Regions from separate parts of the Homo sapiens genome. Here region 2 is linked to region 1. A link is a contact called in ENCODE Hi-C or POLR2A ChIA-PET data. All regions are on one chromosome and are shown on one strand. The core of a region is the stretch at or near the end of the contact, and the rest is flanking DNA. Distances in the headings are between cores, read along the strand shown. Region 1 has its middle 32 kb from the start of DEDD2. Region 2 holds the start of ZNF574 (zinc finger protein 574).

The links. A loop is a pair of places that touch in the nucleus more often than their neighbours do. ChIA-PET counts read pairs that join two places held with the same protein, here RNA polymerase II (POLR2A). Pooled maps may share reads with other maps.
Region 2: a pooled map shows a loop between it and region 1 (2.7-fold over the local background). The contact joins the promoter of ZNF574 here to the enhancer-like site in region 1. A Hi-C loop is called at or near these places in 1 of 168 maps with a recorded cell type or tissue (endothelial cell of umbilical vein), 8 of 37 single-sample maps with no recorded cell type and 9 of 50 pooled maps. POLR2A ChIA-PET finds 5 or more read pairs at or near these places in 12 of 52 experiments (A549, A673, CD4-positive, alpha-beta memory T cell and 9 more).

Annotation. Positions count from the first base shown.
Region 1 is chr19:42,182,079-42,188,818 of GRCh38, reverse strand. It overlaps a transcript of POU2F2 not described here. Among named protein-coding and RNA genes, the nearest start is that of DEDD2, 32 kb to the left of the region's middle. Within about 2 kb of position 4,323, at least 7 of the 41 ENCODE cell types and tissues checked have a DNase peak (open chromatin) inside an H3K27ac peak, as active enhancers do.
Region 2 is chr19:42,072,877-42,079,616 of GRCh38, reverse strand. ZNF574 (zinc finger protein 574) reads right to left here and starts at 3,451. Exons shown (of 2, transcript NM_022752.6): 1 at 3,331-3,451; 2 at 1-1,030. The coding sequence starts at 1,010. RefSeq lists silencers at 3,032-3,111, 3,122-3,381 and enhancers at 3,752-3,871, 4,092-4,141, 4,222-4,291.

The sequences.
Region 1 (6,740 bases), core at 3,074-5,573:
TTTCTTTCTTTCTCTTTCTTTCCCTCTCCCTTTCCTTCCCTCCCTCCCTCCCTTCCTTCCTTCCTCCTTCCCTCCCTTCTTTCCTTCTTCCCTTCCTCCCTCCCTCTCTCTGTCTTTCTTTCACTTTCTTTCTTTTTTTTTTTTTTTTTGAGATGAACTCTCTCTCGTCCCCCAGGCTGGAGTGCAATGGCGCAATCTCGGCTCACTGCAACCTCCGCCTCCTGGGTTCAAGCAATTCTCCTGCCTCAGCCTCCCGAGTAGCTGGGATTACAGGCATCTGCCACCACGCCCGGCTAATTTTTGTATTTTTAGTAGAGATGGGATTTCACCATGTTGGCCATACTGGTCTCAAACTCCTGACCTCAGGTGATCCACCCACCTCGGCCTCCCAAAGTGTTGGGATTACAGGCGTGAGCCTCTGCACCCGGCCCTTTTTTTCTTTTTTTTTTTTTGGAGACAAGGTCTCACTCTGTCACCCAGGTTGCAGTGCAGTGGCACCGTTTCAGCTCACTGCAACCTCTGCCTCCCAGACTTAGGTGATCCTCCCACCTCAGCCTCCTGAGTATCTGGGACCACAGGCACGCACCACCACGCCTGGCTAATTTTTTGTATTTTTGGTAGAGACGGGGTTTCACTATGTTGCCCAGGCTGGTCTCGAACTCCTGAGCTCAAGCGATCTGCCTGCCTTGGTCTCCGAAAGTGCCGGGATTATAGGCATGAGCCACTGCACCAGGCCATAGTCTTTTATAACCTAATCTCAGAAGTAATATCCCATCACTTTTGCCACATTCTATTCATGAGAAGTGAGTCACTTTTGAAATGAAATATAGAATGATTTAAAAAAGTCAAAAGGTTCAGCCCACGTTCAAGCAGAGGGCACCACACGAGGACATGAGTATCAGGAGGCAGGGGTCACTGGGACCTCTTAGGGGTGGCCTACCACAGCCTCCATAATGAAGCAGGCTCATGGTTCTCTTCTCTTCTCCCTGACAGCTTCTTCTGTGGTCCATTTAGGGACTTCATTTCTCTGCCCACCTGTTTTTTTTTTTTTTTTTTTGTGATGGAGTCTCGCTCTGTCGGTCAGACCGGAATGCAGTGGCATGATCTCGGCTCACTGCAACCTCCACCTCTGGGTTCAAGCTATTCTCCCTACCTCAGCCTCCCAAGTAGCTTGGATTACAGGCGCCCACCACCATGCCCAGCTAATTTTTGTAGTTTTAGTAGAGATGGGGTTTCACCATGTTTGCCAGGCTGATCTCAAACTCCTGATCTCAGGTGATCTGCCTGCCTTGGCCTCCCGAAGTGCTAGGATTACAAGCTTGAGCCACCTCACCTGGCCTGTTTTTTTTTTTTTTTTTTTTTGAGACAGAGTCTCACCTAGGCTGGAGTGCACAATCTCAGCTCACTGTAGCCTCCACCTCCTGGGTTCAAGTGATTCTCCTGTTTCGGCTTCAGCCTCCTGAGTAACTGGGATTACAGGCACCCTCCACCACGCCCGACTAATTTTTTGTATTTTTAGTAGAGACGGGGTTTCGCCATGTTGGCCAGGCTGGTGTTGAACTCCTGACCTCAGGTGATCCGCCCGCCTCGGCCTCCCAAAATGCTGGGATTACAGGCGTGAACCACTGCACCTGACCTCTGCCCACCTTTGAAATGTGGCACTTCTCCTGGGCTCTTTTCTGGGCTTAGAGCTCTTCACATTCGGCGTATTCTTCTTGAGGGACATCATCGACTCGTGATTTCAGCTATCAACTCTATGCTAATGATGTCCAGATCTTCAGCCCAGAGACCTCTCTCTATGACACTGCACACAACTGTATCCCAATATAGACTGAAGAACTAATATAACTCTTTGCTGGATCCAGGACATGTCTCATAGGCACCTCAGATATAAGAGGTTCAAGAAAGAACTTTGTCGAATAAGTTCTGTGCCTCCTCCTATTTTCTCCTGTCTCAATGAATGTCACCTCCATCCATCCGGGCATCCAAGTGAGAAACGTGGGCATCATCCTTGGCACCACCCTCTCCCTGACGCTCATATCCAAACATAAAGCCCTGCTGACTTGAGTTACCTCCGGGTTTTTTAAACCTGTTGCCTCCTTCATGTCCCTGATACCAATGTCAATACTGGCCATTAGCATCTCTTGCCTAGGCTATTGCAATAGCTTCCTGGTTTTTCCTGCTTTCATTCTTGTCCTCTCAGATTCATATTCTCAAAAATGCAAAGCTGCTCTTGATGAAAACCCATCAGCGGCTCCCCATGGCCTCCTAGATCAAAAGATACTTAATGATTGGGCCCCATCTAGCCTCTCCAGCAGCATTTTTCTCTTATGGTTTATGCTTTAGCAATCCCAACTGCCTCCCTGCACACAACCTACTCTTCCTCACCTGTGTGCTCTTGTTCATGCTTCCCTCCAATTTTAATGACTCCTTCAGAAGGACTATTTCCCCTTTAAAATTCTTTTTTTGTTTTTGTTTTTGTTTGAGATGGAGTCTCGCTCTGTCCAGCCAGGGTAGCCTGGCTGGAGTGCCGTGGCGCAATCTCGGCTCACTGCAAGCTCTGCCTCCCGGGTTCACACCATTCTCCTGCTTCAGCCTCCCAAGTAGCTGGGACTACAGACGCCCGCCACCACACCCGGCTAATTTTTTTTTTTGTATTTTCAGTAGAGATGGGGTTTCACTGTGTTAGCCAGGATGGTCTCAATCTCCTGACCTCATGATCCACCCGCCTCGGCGTCCCAGTCCCCTTTAAAATTCAAGAAAATGCCGGGTGTAGTTGTGCGCACCTATAGTCCCAGCTACTGGGGCGGCCGAGGCAGGAGGATAACATGAGCCCAGGAGTTCGAGTGTGCAGTGAGCCATAATAGTGCCACTGCACTCCAACCTGGGCAACAGAGTGAAACGGCATCTCAAAAATAAGTAAAATTCAATTTTCCCAGTCTAGTTTTGTGTCCTAGCACACTATAGTGTTGTGATTTATATATGCATTTGTGTCTCTTACTGGACCGTGAGCTTTCTTGATGGCAGGAATTGTGTCCTATTCCCCTTTGTGTCCCCGGTACCTTCTATGGAGGTCATACAAGTATAGATACTCAAGCTGTGTGTATTGGATGGATGAATGGATGAACTGGAGGTTTACATTAACATATGATTTTAAGTTGGTTCTTGGAGTCAAATAGAAGTTAGCCAGGGGGACAAGAGTGAGAAGGGCATTCCAGTTATAGGGAACTGCAAGTACAAAGGCCAAGAGGTTAAGGGCAGATTCAAGGAAGTGGTGGTGGTTTGGTGTGGTTGCAGTACAGGATGCATAGTGGTGCTCCCTGTAGAGGGAGGGGAGCCAGTTACTGTGAAGGGTCTGAAAAGCTGACTAAGGAGTTTGGCTTTTGTCCTGTGTGCAACAGGAAGTAAGAGTTTGAAGCAGGGGAGTGATTTGATCAGAGCCATATTGTAGAAACATTACCCCAGTAGCCAGTGTGGAGGATAGACTAGAAAGGGGGCAAGAGGGGAGACTGGGAGGCCAGGTAGTAAGGAGATTCATGGGCCAAGCAGGAGATGTGGAGGCCTGAACTAGGACACTGGGAGCAGGGAAGAGAGGAGGAGATGGATTTGAGAAATACTCGGTTGAACTCTATGAAATTCCCATTTTGTAAGAAAAAGCTGGGTGATATTGTCAATTTCATATGGTTTAAAATTTTAATATTAATGAAGTAAATGAACTGGATGGGATTTCAATCCTGATTGGATGTGAATATGAGGAAGAGGAAGGTGTCAAGGACAGGGACAATTTTTCTGACTTGAATGCTAGATTGGATGGAGTATCACCATGGGGAGTGGGAACCAAGGTCTAGGGGCATGGTAGAGAAGATGACATGATTAGATTAGACATGTTGATTTTGAGGTATTTTTGGAACCTCTAGGAGGTGGCTGGGTATCCTGATGTGAAGCTTAGGAGAGAGGGCTAAACTGGAGACAAATTTAGGGATTACCAGCATAGAGAAAGCAGTTGTGGGAGGGGATGATTCACCCTGGGAGAGCAGCCCAGACAGAGCTGGAGAACCAAGAGAGTGAGGTTTCTTAGATGCCAAGAGGATTTTGAAAAGATATTTGTGGCTGCATGCTGCAGAGGAGAGTCAGATAGGACTGAAAAGTGCTTGTAGGATTTAGCAAGGAGGAGACTGTCAGGGACAAGGGTGTGTCTTGGGGGGCAGTAGTGGGAGTGCCTTGGACTGGCCTCTGGAAGGGCATGCTGGGCCTGGACTTGGAGGTGTCCCTTCGTCCTTAGTCATGCATCACTTCAGCCACCAGGGGGCAGTGGCCACATGGAATCCAGGTTGGAGGGATTCACTGGGGCCCACAAACTCTTGGAGATGTGGGCAGGGTTGGGGGATAGGTCCAGAGCAGAGGCTGCTTCCTAATGGAGAGAGACATCCCCATGTGAAAAGAGCAGGGAGGAAGTTCTGGGAAGGGCGGCAGGAAGGAGACCTTTCTGTGGGGCAGACAGGAGGCCAATTAGAAATCCCCAGTCTTGGCCCAGAGCGGTGGCTCATGCCTGTAATCTTGGCACTTTGGGAGATCAAGGCCAGTAGATCGCTTAAGCCGAGGAGTTCAAGACCAGGCTGTGCAACATGGCAAAAACCTGTCTCTACCACAAAATACAAAAATTAGCAGGTTGTGGTGGTGCACGCCTGTCGTCCCAGCTACTCAGGAGGTTGAGGCAGGAGAAGGTCGAGGTGGCAGTGAGTTGTGATTGTGCCACTGCACTCCAGCCTGGATGACAGAGGGAGGAGAGAGACCCTGTCTCAAAAAAAAAAAAAAAAAAAAAATCCCCAGTCGTGTCTCATAGTTTCCTTCTCTCTGGGCCTTTTCAGGTGCAGGTGGGTTTTATTCAACATGGTACTTCGAATAGCAATGGATTTGTATTTTGAACCCTGATTTTCTTTGCACTCACTTCTTGATAGTCTTACTCTCCATTCTGTGTTCAAAACATAGTGAACTTTTTTCAGTTCTCACCTGCTTCCATGTGAAAGCTCTTCTTCCATGGGAACGCTTTCTCCATCCTGCCTCCTGTTTATCCTTCAGGTCTTATCTCAGGCATCACCTCTTCTCAGAAGCCTTCCGTCACTGCCCCATCCACCTCCTCTTGGCTCCCATAGAGCCCTATCTTGAGTCTTGAATATTCTGGCTGGTAATTATTTATTTATTTATTTGCAATCAGCTTTATTGTGATATAATTTGCATGCAATAAAATTCACCAGTTGTAAATGTACAGTTTAATGAGTTTACACACACACACAGTTGTGTAACCACCACCACAATCATGTTACAAAACATTTCCATTACCCTAAAAAGTTCCCTCCGGCGCCTTTGCTGTCAGTCCCCTCCTTCCACTGCAGCCCTTTTCAACCACTCATTTGCTTTTCCGTCACAGTAGTTTTGCTGTCTAGAATTTCATGTAAATGGAATCCTACAGTGTGTGGTCTTCTGCATCTCTCACTTTGGTTTTGAGGTACTTCTGTGTTGCTGTGTGTATCAGTAACTGTGTATTTATTGTTCATTCCCTCCCCCACCAACAACTTCAGATGAGGGTCTCTATGAGGGCAGAGTTGTGTCTCATTTGCATTTGTTTCTTCAGCTTACAGCATAGTGCTAATTCGTGATAGTATTCAGTATGCATGTCTTAAATGGAACCAAACTGAATGCTTGGGGAGAGTCAGCCTGGGAGAGCTTCTGAACCCGGGTGTGCATAAGGCAGGACCCATCTGCAAGATGCCTCATGGCCTTTTCATCCCACTCCAGCTGCTCCTCCATTTACTTTGGCTGGTTCTGCTCAGCAGGCCCTCACTTCTCTGCCCTTCTCTAACCTGCTTCCCTTTACCTGGTCTTCGATTCCCCGCTTGTGGTCTCAGGGCCCTGCTCCATTGCCTGCTCCAGCCTCCTCCTGGTCTTTGGAAGTCTCCACACCACTGAGCCCTGGCCTCCCTGAGCCTGCAAGTCTCTCCACTCCTCCTCCTGCCTGTCCCAGGACCCTACCCACTTCAGATGACTCCACATCTCAGTCCAGCTCTGCATACCTCTCTGTCTGTGCCTCCGGGTCCCTGTCTCTGGGCCCCTTCTAGGATGATGGAGACAGCTGGCTGCCCCATCCTAGGGAGCTAGGTTGTGATTCCTCTTCCTTTCTCTCTTTTGCTTCACCTTCATCCTCCGACTCGAACACCTTCCCATAGGAGGCCACTGGGGCAACCTCTAAATTTCATTCAGACCAGAAAAGCCTCTGTCTGTTTCTTATTTCTTTCCCTTCGGTCTTTATCTCCTTCTCCCATCTCCTTTCTCCTCTCCCCAGTCCCCTTCACTCTTCCTGATACCCTCACTCTGCTCTGCTCACCATTCACCTCCCTTCCTCCTCCTAGCTTCCTCTTTTCTCTCACACCCATTCTCCTCCTGTCCTTGTTCTCTTCCTTGCTCCCGCACCACATCTCCCTCTGCCTGTGTCCTCAGGGCCTCCTCCCTTCCTTCCATACATCCAGTTCCAGTTCCAGGTCTCTCTCTCTCTCTCTCTCTCTCTCTCTCTCTCTCTCTTTTGAGACAGAGTCTTGCTCTATCGCCCAGGGCAGTGCAGTGGAACAATCTTGGCTTACTGCAACCTCTGCCTCCTGAGTTCAAGTGATTCTTGTGCCTCAGCCTCCTGAATAACAGGTCTCTTCTTTTTGCTCCTTGTCCTTGCACCACTTTTTTCCTTCTCC
Region 2 (6,740 bases), core at 2,202-4,701, 110 kb after region 1:
TTAAAGACGCCCTCCCGGTGACTCCGCAGGTGCTGCTGTAGCTGGTGGGGTGAGAGAAAGAGCTGGTCACAGGCTGAGCAGAAGAGCTCCTGTGTGGCTGCCCCGCCTGCTTCTCCACTGTTGTTCCTCCGGGCCCTGCGCCCCCGGCGATCCCGCCCAATGGCTTCACCATTGCGCAGCTCGTAACTGTGGTCAGAAGCTGGCAAGGGGTCAGGCTGAGACACAGGCACCTCTGCAGGTGACGAGGCCTGCACCTCCTGCTGTAAGGCAGGCTCCTGAGACTCGGGTACAGGAGCAGGGAAGTGAGTGGCCTGGTGCTCCAGGAAATCCGCCGGCAGCTGGAAGAGCTGGGAGCACTCAGAGCACTTGTAGAGGAGCAGCTCCACCTCAGTCACTACCTCAGTGGTGGTGGCAGCGGCAGATGGGACAGTCGCCCCTTCCCCACCCTCTTCTGCCTTTCGGTATGAGTGCTCCACAGCCACTCGGGCCTGGCCCACAGGAGGCCCTAGAACAACTGGGGACCCCAGGACAACAGGGGCAGGAGCCTTGGTGGGTGTGGCCCGGAGGTGCGTCTGCCGGTGGTTCAGCCAGAGCTCCTGGCTGGCAAAGAGAGCCTTGCAATCCACACACTCGTAGTGGATGGTGCTGGAGCTCAGGGGTGGTGCCTTAGGTGATGGCTCAGCTGGCACTGCCTCCTGGGGTGCCATCATCTTCAGGTGCAGCTCCTGGTGCTCCAGGAGCTGGCTGGGTGACATCAGCAGTTGACCACACTCCAGGCACTGGTACTGGCTCTCCTGCACAAGGGTCTGATAGAGGCCCGTGCCTGAAGCTGTGTCTGTGGCCACAGTGACTCCGGGATCAGCCACGCCCACCAGCTCAAAGTGCTGCTGGGGCACGTGGGAGTTTTGGTGCATAAGCACCTCTTCCAGTGATCCATACAGCTGGTTGCACTCAGAGCAGACATAGCGGTGCTCAATGTACAGGACTGTCTCCTCTGATTCCTCAGTCATGGCGGCAGCAAGGCCCTGGGCTGGAAGAGGAGACAGTGGGGACAAACCAGTTAGGTCACCGATTCCTCAGCTCTTCCCTTCATCACTCTCCACTCCTAATACCTTAGATCTACACCCCCTTAAGTTCTTCCTTCGATTTTTAAAATTCTGCCTCCCTCCCAATAATCCTTCCTCCCCTCAGCATAACAAACACCAAACACAAATCTCCCAGGCAGTCCCTTCCCCAGGAATTTACCCACAGTCTCACCTCTGTATCAACTTGCATCAAACTCCACCCACCAGATCCTTGTAACCTGTCCAGTCCCCTCATCTCCCACACCTCACAGTGGGCCCCACAGTTCCGCCCAGCACATGGGAACCTCCACTCAGACCTCCTTCCACTGACTCCTTTTCTTACCAACTCACCTCACCCCATTCCTCTCCAAGGTACCCAACTGAAACCCCATATAGGCCTTCCCCACCTGTTTCTCCCAGCCACACCCCTCCCATGGCCTCTGCTCCTTCTCCCAGGTTCTCAGACTTCTTTTTACACTCAGACCACTCAAACTGCCCAATGCCCCACCACTCCACTTTCAGCACTGTACAAGGTGCCACCCCTCCCCTTTACACGCAACCCCTGCTACCCACCAACTCTTCCTCAGGTGCCCAGATTCCTCACGTCAAACTATATCCCTTCCCCCCAGTCAAATTTTCTCACACTGGCCTAACCCATCTCCACACCCAGACTTTGCCCACCTTAACCACTTCATGATACGCAGCCCTGTTTAATTACTTAACCTCCTCTACAAATCAAGGCCCTCTCCTACAACCCTAACCCCCTATCCAGAATACCCAGACCCATTTTCACAAAAGCCTACTCCTCCCCGCTTCGGACCTAGGCCCTTCCACCACCCTAGCTCCTGTCTCCAGGGTATCTATCCACTCTTTACATTCATCACCTCTTCTTTGTACCAAGACCAAATCGACAATTCTAATCCCCTCTGAGATACCCAGATCCCCTCTTCCCATTGATTTAAACCCTTCCTGTTCATACACAGCCACTCATTCAGGGATGCCCATACCCTCATTTTATATCAACCTATGCCTCTCTTGCAAACAGAGCCCCCCCTCAAATCCATCTCAGGAATATCCAGATCCTCCTCCACATTATTAACCTAATCTTTTTTAATTTGCTAGAAGACCCAACCCACCCTAACCCATTCTAGGGATGCTCAGACCCTCCTCTTCGTAGCAACATAACTCCTCTTCTTTGTGTAAAGATCCACACACCCATCTTTCACAATGGCTTAAGCTCCTTTTACACACACCCCTCGTGCTGCCCAAACCCCCTTTAGGGATACCCGGACCTCCTATTCTCATACAGAACCTCCATCACCACCTTAATCCAGCACAGACCCCTCTTCCTCACACTCAAGCCCCTCTCACCAGCCTCCTATTCTGGGGGTACTCAGACCCCCCAGCGTCTTAGCAACCTCTCAGTCTCATTCCAGGAATTCCCAGGCACCCCTCACTTTAGCACACAGATCTCTCCCACCCTACTTCCTCCCCTTCCAATAACCAAATCCCATCTTCACCTTGGCCTAATTACCTGTACTTAAAAAAGACTACCTTCCCCAGCTCATTCTAGGGACACCCAGACACCCTTTTAAAATACACTTAATCCTTCTTTGTACAAAGACTCCTTTCCACGCATTCCAAGGGTACCCAACCTCCTGACACATTGGTTTAAGGCCTCTTCACATTAATTTAACCCCATCCATTACAACTGGACCCCTCCTTAGCTCTAAACCGTTCCCTTGGGGATATCGATTTCCTAATGTCTTCACACCAAAACCCCTCTCACCGCCCCAATTCTTTCCAGGAAGAACTAGATATTTTTCCCCTGCATTAACTTAATTATCTTTCTCACGCCCTAAGCCCCTAACTGGGCACCCACGTGCCGTCTAACCGGCCCAGCCCCTTCGTCCTGGACTTGCCACACCACCAAGTCCTTTACCCCAAACCCTGGGGAGCCGCGGAGCCCTCTTGGGACAGCTCTGAGGCCTCCCCTTCCCGCCCAGGTGCCCCACCAAAGCCTCAGCCCGAGCCCCGCCCCTCCTCACTCAGCCCCGCACGCGACTCCAGGCCCCTTCCCCACCCGCCGCTCCAGCCCGGCCCCCGCCCGGCTGCCCGCGCGCCGGGTCGGCCGTTGGTGCCGCTCCGCCCTAACTGCCCGGCGCGCACCCCCTCAGGCCCTCAGTGCGCAGGCGACCTGGCAAGAGGAGGCCGCGGCGGCAGGGAGCGCAGCCCGGCCGGCCTCTGCGCGCCCGCTCGCGCTCACCTGCTTCCGCCGTCTCGCACGCCCCGGGCCCGGGCCACGGCTCCCCTTGCACGGCCACCCTAACGCTGCGCCCGCTCTAGCTCTCGCCGTCGCCTCTCGCCTGCTCCGTAGCCTCGCTCTCGCCCCCAGCTACCCTCAGCAACGCCCCTCCCACCTTCCTCCTCGGCCGCCGCACGGACGGCCGGACGCAACCAATCATTGCCCGCTCGGGCCCTGCCGTTCGGCCAATCGACGTTCATGTCTCTGAGGCTTGGGCCAATAGTGAGGAGCGTCGAGATTCCCCGCAGCGCCCAACCAATCCTTTAGCGTCGTTCCCTCACCGGTCAGCCCTCGGGTGGATAGTGCCCGCCCCTTTAATCCTCCTTAGAGGATGCTCCTCCTCCTCCTCGACTCCGCCTCCGACGGCTCCAGAGGGGAACTCTGAGCGGAGGGCGGCGCGATGACGTTAGGCGGCGGAGCGCGGCCGCGGGCGCCATTTTGGGGACGCCGTGAGGGAGTCAGCGTTGGGGACAGGGAGAGGGAGGAAAAGAGCCTGGGAAATTGAGGCACGCGGCACCTTGAGGGCTGGAGCGGGGGAATGGAGGCACGGGAACCTTTGTGGTTTCCCCGAGGGTCAGAGGGAGAAAGTGAAACCACTTAGCGCGATGGGGAGAGGGCAAACTGCATGCAGCACCAGTCACATGGAGAGAGAAAAGGGAAACCAAGGTTCCAGACTCACTTTATTAAAAGGAGGGGAATGAAGGCAACAGGAAGAAACAGAGAAAAGACCGAGGGGACTTTTGGGAGGTGGAGAGAGGAGAAATGTCATAGGGGAAGCAAGGAGAGCGAGGATATGGAGAAAAAGAAGCAGGGACAATTTCATTGGAAGAAATAGGGAGTGTGGTGGGTAGAGGACCTGAAGGACAATCGGGGTGAGAGCCTGAAGGAAGTGAGCCGGTAACGGGCGGACTCCACTCCACCTCCTTCCGGGGTGACTCTGACCCTTACACCTCGAGATTGGGGCCCCATGTGTCCAAGGGGCTCTGGCCATTCCTACTCACCTCGTTCCTGCGCCCCTCAGGGCCTTGGGAGGGAGTTGCCCCAGTACTGTTAGAAACGTTTCCAGGCTGGGCGTGGTGGCTCACGCCTGCAATCCCAACATTTTGGGACGCTGAGGCGGGTTCACTTGAAGTCAGGCATTCGAGACCCACCTGGCCAACCTGGTGAAACTACCATCTTTACTAAAAATACAAAACATTAGCTGGGCGTGGTGGCTCGTGCCTGTAACCCCAGCAACTCGGGAGGCTGAGGCTCGAGATTTGATTGCACCCAGGAGGCCGAGGTTGCAGTGAGCCGAGATCACGCCACTGCACTCCCGCCTGGGCGACAGAGCGAGACTCCATCTGAAAGAAGAAAAGAAACATTTCCAGACCTACTCCTTGAACCCAAACACAGAGGAATTTCAACTTATCGGATGAGGAAACTGACTCTCAGAATTGTGTTATTTATTTACTTACCTGAAGCCACTATGGGATGCGTCTCACAGTGAGACCCGGGGCCAATTCTATGGCCATTTGGTCACTAGATGTCCTAACCTTCTCATGGATTAAATTCCCTAACACCAGGCATGTATAGTTAAAACAGATTCCCGGATTGGAATCCTGGTTCTAGGGCAAGTCAACTGTCCTGAGCCTAAGTTTCTAATCTGTGAAATGGGGCTAATAACAGCCCCATTTCATGTGAGCCCCATTTCATCTCATGTGAGGCAGAGAGTAAAAGACATCTAGGAGTTACTCATTTTATTTTTATTTTATTTTATTTTATTTTATTTTATTTTATTTTATTTTATTTATGAGACAGAGTCTTTCTCTGCCGCCCAGGCTGGAGTGCAGTGGCGCGATCTCGGCTCACTGCAACCTCCGCCTCCCAGGTTCAAGCGATTCTCCTGCCTCAGCCTCCTGAGTACCTGTGACTACAGGCGCTCGCCACCACGCCTGGCTAATTTTTGTATATTTAGTAGAGACGGGGTTTCACCGTGTTGGCCAGGATGGTCTCAATCTCCTGACCTCGTGATCCACCTGCCTTGGCTTCCCAAAGTGCTGGGATTACAGGCGTGAGCCACTGCACCTGGCCTATTTTTAAAATTTAATTTAATTTTTTTTTTTTTTGAGATGGAGTCTCACTCTGTCGCCCACCGCCCAGGCTGGAGTACAGTGGCACGATCTCAGCTCACTGCAACCTCCGCCTCCTGGGTTCAAGTGATTCTCCTGCCTAAGCCTCCTGAGTAGCTGGGACTACAGGCAGACACCACCACTCTCGGCTAATTTTTGTATTTTTAGTAGAGACAGGTTTTTGCAATGTTGGCCAGGCTGGTCTCGAACTCTTGACCTCAGGTGATCCACCCCCCCACCCAGCCTCTCAAAGTGTTGGGATTACAGGCGTGAGCCACTGCGCCCAGTCCCTAATTTTTTTTTTTTTTTTTTTTTTTTTTTTGAGACAGTCTAGCTCTGTCACCCAGGCTGGAGTGCAGTGGTGTGATCTCAGCTAACTGCAACCTCTGCCTCCCAGGCTCAAGCAATTTTCAGCCTCCTGAGTAGCTGGGATTACAGGCATACACCGCCATGCCCTGCTAATTTTTCCTAGTTTTTGGTAGAGATGGGTTTTTGCCACATTGGCTGGGCTGGTCTCGAACTCCTGGCCTCAAGTTGATCCATCTACCTTGACCTCCCAAAGTGCTGGGATTACAGGCATGAGCCACCATGCCCGGGTTTTTTTTTTTTTTTTATAGAGATAGGGTCTCACTATGTTGCCCAGGCTGGTCTCAGAACTCCTGGGCTCAAGCTATCCTCCTGTCTTGGCCTCCCAAAATGGTGGGATTACATGTGTGAGCCACTGTGTCTGGCCAGTTGTTATTTTTATTAGTATCTCCGGGAGCCTAATAATAATAACTAACATCTCTTGAGTGTATTATGACGTGCTAGGTATTATGCTCAATGCTTACATGCATTACTCAGTTTAATCCTCTCAACAACCCTATGAGAGAGAAACTGTCATGCTGACTCTACAAAACATCGAGGCCCCAGAGAAGTAACTAGTCGTAGTTCCCATAGTTAGGAAGAGTCAGGATTCCAACCCAGGAGTTGACCTTACAGTCTACATTCTTGGCCCCCAGGCTCACCTGCCTGCCAGGCAGGAAGTTCAAGTGGTTGCATGTTGAAGGGTTGAATGCAAGAAGTGGAGGAAAGAGTTGGTGGAAATTAGTGAGCTAAAGCTAGGCTCGGCCTGCTCTGAAGCAGTCTGGGTTTGCCCTTAGGGCAAAATCACCTGGGGTAGGTGACAGAGAAGTGGAAGCCATGCTCAGTTTTTGACAGGCTGTGTGACCTTGGGCAGATTCTTGCTTCTGCTGAAACCTCCTTTTCCCCACTTGAAAA